Regions from separate parts of the Homo sapiens genome. Here region 1 is linked to region 2. The links are chromatin loops, found by intact Hi-C in ENCODE. Cell type or tissue: IMR-90. All regions are shown on one strand. Links, peaks and the distances in the headings refer to the core of each region. The heading gives the core; the rest is flanking DNA. Region 1 has its middle 11 kb from the start of SH3RF2. Region 2 has its middle 16 kb from the start of GRXCR2.

Region 1 (3,019 bases), core at 192-2,691, 69 kb after region 2:
GAGCGTTTCTCTTGAATGAACTTCTAGATGTAGAATTACTGAGTGAAATGGAATGATACTTACAATTTTGATAGATAATGCCAAAATGCTGAAGTTAGTTAGGATACAAGCCATGTTTAGTACCAAGCAGGGGGCAAGGAATGGTTGAGTTTGGAGAGTGGCATGGAGAGATGAACTGCCCATGATCTGAGCCTCTTCTTCAGCAACCACACTCCTGTACTCCTAGTGTACCTACAGTTGATTGCCACAAAGGCAATATCTCAAATGGCAGAGCTAGATCTAGCAAGGCAAATCTATTTTAGAATCCTAGTTGAACAGTTAATTAATCATAATAAATTGAGCATAAAAACGAAATGAGATAATTCTGGTTATATTACAAAAGTCTCCATTTGTTACTGAAAACCAAAGGGATTTTTATCGAAATGTTTATGTCTGGTTTGTTGACATTTCTCTCACTATTTTATCTCAATAATAATACTAATTCCCCCTATGCTCTCTCCCTTTCTGTTTCAGGCTTATCTCCCTTTGTGTTTCTTGGAGATTAACCTGATGTTACTCTGAGAAGGCTCTGTATGTTGCCAAGTTTTGAACTCTACTGAACGGAACCAAAAATAAAAGTCTAAGACCAAAGTTGCAATAAAGTATTGACGTTTTTATTTAATAAATGTGGCAAATGGGATGACACGAAGATTAAGAGCACAGCCTGCCTGAGTGTAAGTTCCGAGTTCCTCAAGCACTGGCTGGGATAATACATAACCTCTCTCACCCTCTGTTTCCTCATCTGTAAGATGGGGGTAATTAAAGGGCTATGGTTCTTTGCACAGAATCTTGCACAAAACAATGTTAATTGTTATTATTTATTCTAGCACAGTAGCCAATCCCACCCCCTCTTAAAAGTTTTACAGGGTGTAGCAATGCCCAGACCACATAAACCTTCAGGCAGCCATTCTGTGAGTTGACAGTCATGAAATGGCCAAATCAGAATAAATAACTGCTTCAGGAAGAGAAGCCAGCAGTTGGGCTCAATTTTAAACTGTGCTTTAGATGCAACACAATAGATAAGAGGCCTGATAAGGAGAAAATGGCTAACCTTTACTGAGCACTTACTCCTGTCACACTCTTTGGAGCATTTACAAGCATCTTCTCAGTGTGTGCTCACAATAATCCTATGGAGCAAGTGCTATTATTACCATTCCGGTCTCACAGATGAGAAAACCAAGCACAGCATGTTTAAGTAATTTGCTGTAGGTCACACTCTTATTTAATAAGATGGCACCAGCCATCTGACTCCAGAGTGTATGTTCATAACTACCATAAGTTAGAAATGATGCCAGAAAAAGATAAACTATAGCTAAAACAGAAAGAATTCAGATATTGTCAATTAATATCTATATCTTTTGAGCACTTTCTATGGACCAGACATTGTTTTACCAACATGTATTAGGAAATTTATTCCTTATGACAAGCCTGGGAAGTACTTGTTACTGATTGCATTTTTATGGATGGGGCCTAGAGCTTTTGAACACAAAGGGTCACAGAGCTGTTACTGGTGAAGCTAAGTTTCTAAAGCATGTCTCCAGATTCCAAGTCGCAAGCTTTCTCCCTAGGAATGCAATAAGAATTCCAAACACAAATGAGTCATCCTCATCACTCAGCAAATATTTTTTAAGCACCTACTTGTGTCAGACACAAATTAATGACACAGACATGGTTCCTGCACCATGGGATGTAGATTGTGTGAAAGAGAGACACAATTTATAAGAACAAGTGAGTAAATAATGAATATCATATAACTAATACATAATTAACACCATCACATGGCACCCTAAAAAATGTCTAATTGCTTTGACAGATGTTATTTACAGTCAGTTATAGAAAATCATTCTAATTCTTTTTTAATAAGGGAAAAAAATTTGTTTCTCCTGTATTTCACATTATCCTGGAAGGCCTACTCATAAAAAGAGACATCTTGCACTAATCAGAGCACTTGGGGAATTACTGAATTTTGCAACTTTCTCACTTGTGTGACAAAAAAAAAACAAGATTGTGGTTACCCAATTGTCTGAGCAAACTGTCAGCTTTTGCACAGACTTGCCCTGAGTTTAATAAGAATTAAGGTTGCATCCTGCTCCTGGTTTTGAATCAAAACATTTACTGATTTCATCAGAAAGGAAACAGTGAAAGAAAGGGAGAAAGACAGGTTAGGAGTGAAATGATTTATCACTTACTTTTCTTTAGTAAGGCACAGTATCTGTCATGGATTAACGTCTAATTACAGCAGTTTCAGAGCTGTGAAGTTTATTATTTTTTTAATGGCTATCTTATCAACTGTAATGCATAAGCTATTAGGGTTATAGGATTTAACTCCCCCTGTTGCAGATGTTTTAGTAAATCTGTAATGATTTAAGCATTTTTAATATCTTTTAAAAATGTATTACACTTTAATCCATCTTGAATTAATTTTTGTATAAGGCGTAAGGAAGGGATCCAGTTTCAGCTTTCTACATATGGCTAGCCAGTTTTCCCAGTACCATTTATTAAATAGGGAATTGTTTCCCCATTTCTTGTCTTTGTCAGGTTTGTCAAAGATCAGATGGTTTTAGAAATGCGGCATTATTTCTGAGGGCTCTGTTCTGTTCCATTGGTCTATATCTCTGTGTTGGTACCAGTACCATGCTGTTTTGGTTACTGTAGCCTTGTAGTATAGTTTGAAGTCAGGTAGTGTGATGCCTCCAGCTTTGTTCTTTTGGCTTACGATTGACTTGGCAATGCAGGCTCTTTTTTGGTTCCATATGAACTTCAAAGTAGTTTTTAGCAATTCTGTGAAGAAAGTCATTGGTAGCTTGATGGGGATGCCATTGAATCTATAAATTACCTTGGGCAGTATGGCCATTTTCACAATATTGATTCTTCCTACCCATGAGCATGGAATATTCTTCCATTTGTTTGTATCCTCTTTTATTTCCTTGAGCAGTGGTTTGTAGTTCTCATTGAAGAGGTCCTTCACATCCCTTGTAAG
Region 2 (2,831 bases), core at 30-2,529:
CATAACATTCTTTAACAAACACAGCCCCCAAACCAGGCCGATCTAACTTGACCTCAAGCAGACAAATGAAAGTTACTAGAGTAAGTAGCAAAGGGTAGCTATAGTGTCCTCCCCAAACTGTGGGCCGAAATTCAGTTACTATGTGAACTAGAGGCCCAAGACTGTAATTTCATTAACGATAAATACTAAATCCTTTTTCATCTTTGTCTTCTGAGGACCTAGTACGAATGTCCAGAACATAGCAGAAATCTAACAAAAAATTATTCAATGAATAAATGAATGGATGTTACATTTTTAAGACGTATTTATTAAAAACTTTTTTGAGCTTTCTAAGGATATAGTATTATTTTAATCACAGCATCATTATGATGATATTTTTTAACCTTCGTGTTTGTTTCTAGCTCTGAAGGGATTCTTGTAGTCTTAGTGGAGTACCAGTTGGTTAACCTTGTTTAAACTTATTCCTAACCCTGCCCAACCCACTGGCAAATACTTATAGTTCACAAATCAGGAAGTGGATGTTTTGGTGCAAACTTGTCTCCAGTAATAGGCAAAGAACTCAAGTATGTATGTTTTGCATACGAGGGGTCATAGCAATATTCCTGAGTTCAAAGGACGGTAAATAGAGCTTGTGGTTCTAGCTTCACAATATATCCATTGTCTGACCACTTTTTACCACATCCACTGATACCACACTGGCACTATTAGCTGCCACCAAGATTATTGCAATAGTCTCCTAGCTGGCCTCCCATTTCTGCCCTTGCCAGTGGTGTCTCCTCTCAACACAGCAGCCCGAGTGGCCTGTTAAAACATAAATCATCAGACCATGACCCTCCTCTGCTCCAGTCGGTGCCCAATCAAGAAAACAGAAACCATTCCAGGTATTTCCAAGAGAGGAAATATAGGGAATTGGTTACAAAGATTAGTGACTGCAGGTAGCCACTACCACCCCTAGGAAGGAGGAACAAAAGGGAAAATGGTGTTTCAGCGAGCCCACAACCAGAGCCAGTAAAGCAGCTACTGGTGGAAGCAAGCAGCCGGCCAGCATTCCTAGCTGCTGCTGCTGCTCCTGCAGCTGCCCTATGGGAAGGCCGCCGGGAACCCGATTCAAAAAAAGGAAGGCTCTTCCTCCCTCTCCTCTCCCAGTGTCCTGGCGCACCTAACAGGAAGCCAGCGGGCACGGGGGGTCCGGAAAGTGTAGTTTGCACGTCTCCTGCCCCAGCAGCAAGGGGGCGGGGGGTTGAAAGGGAGTGCGGAGGGCGGTAGCAGAAAGCAGGCTCTATCCACAGCAGGCCCTCACTCAGAGTAAAACCCGAGTTCTCATCGTGGCATCTGAGGGAGGCGCCCCCGCCGTGACACACAAGAACGAACTTTCCCTTCAGACGTCATCCCCGCTGCTGTCTTCATGCTCACCCAGACCAGCCACGCGGGCTCCTTCCCTGTTCTTCAAAGGTGCAGGCGCTCTTCTTCCCGACTCTAGCATTTGCTGTTTCCTCTGCCTGGGATAGTCTTACGCCAGACACCTTCCCAGCTCACTCCCTCAACTCCTTTAGGCCTTTCTTTAAATGACACCTTTTCTTATTTCTTATTTTTATTTTTAATTTATATTCCTAGACATCAGTCTCAAGCTGATAAATGGCACCTTGTCAAGGAGCCTCCCTGCAAGCTAATTTAAAAATTGCAACCTATTTTTTTTTTTTTACACGGAGTTTCGTTTTTGTTGCCCAGGCTGGAGTGCAGTGGCACAATCTTGGCTCACTGCAACCTCCACCTCCCGGGTTCAAGCGATTCTCCTGCCTCAGCCTCCCAAGTAGCTGGTATTGCAGGCATGTGCCACCACGTCTGGCTAATTTTTTGTATTTAGTAGAGAGGGGGGGTTTCACCATGCTGGTCAGGCTGGTCTTGATCTCCCGACCTTAGGTGATCCACCCGCCTCAGCCTCCCAAAGTGCTGGGATTACGGTGCGAGCCACCGCGCCCAGCCTTTTGTCCTTTTTAACACCACTATACGTTACATATATGTGTGTGTATATATGTAATGTATGTGTTATATATATAGCTTACTATATATAATTGTATATATTTTGTTCTATAGGCTATACTTATTGCATAAACATATATATTATTCCCATAAATCTATATATTTAGTTGTCTGTATTCCTTCACCAAAATTTAAGCTCGTAGGAGCATTTAGTTTGTTTTGTCTACTGATACATCCTCGGTGCTCCATAAATACTTGTAGATAGTCAACAATAACATACTGTACACTTAAAAGTTCATTAAGAGGGTAGTTCTCATGTTAAGTGTTCCTACCACAATAATAAATGAATACTTGTGAAATGAACACAATAAATATGATCATTAGTAGGTTATTTATTATGTGATGAAAAACATTAAAGGCTCTTTACAGAAGCTGAGGTTGCTCACACTTCTTCCTCTGGGCAACCTGCATAACCCCACTAAGGCTTAAATTAGATGCCCCTTCTGCATGCTCCAAATGCTCCCTGTAATTATCCTATCCCAGCACTTGTCACAGTGCATTGCAATTATCCATTTATGTATCTATCTCCTCCTCTAAAACTAAGTTCCATGAGATACCAAAGGGATGATGCCTCTCTGGGTAACATGATACATCAAGCACTTTGGAATACTGTCCTGTATGCAGCGGGGCTCAAACAATATTTGTGACGGAATATTCCTGTCGAAAAGCAGAATAGAGCCAGGCGCGGTGGCTCATGCCTGTAATCCCAGCACTTTGGGAGGCCGAGATGGGCGGATCACCTGAGGTCAGGAGTTGGAGACCAGCCTGGCCAACATGACGAAACCCCGTCT

Evidence for each region. A loop is a pair of places that touch in the nucleus more often than their neighbours do. Peaks named below come from ENCODE experiments on the same cell type or tissue, not always from the same donor. Only the 100,000 strongest peaks of a DNase experiment are listed, where the experiment ranks them.
Region 1: a loop joins it to region 2, with 10 times the contacts of the local background. A loop is called at or near these places in 5 of 110 quality-filtered maps.

Annotation. Positions count from the first base shown.
Region 1 is chr5:145,923,937-145,926,955 of GRCh38, forward strand. It overlaps a transcript of GRXCR2 not described here. Among named protein-coding and RNA genes, the nearest start is that of SH3RF2, 11 kb to the right of the region's middle. In IMR-90, for the core only: no CTCF peak of the experiment used is centred there; a DNase peak (open chromatin) is centred at 1,625.
Region 2 is chr5:145,855,316-145,858,146 of GRCh38, forward strand. It overlaps a transcript of GRXCR2 not described here. Among named protein-coding and RNA genes, the nearest start is that of GRXCR2, 16 kb to the right of the region's middle. In IMR-90, for the core only: no CTCF peak of the experiment used is centred there; a DNase peak (open chromatin) is centred at 1,376; H3K27ac peaks cover 342 bases.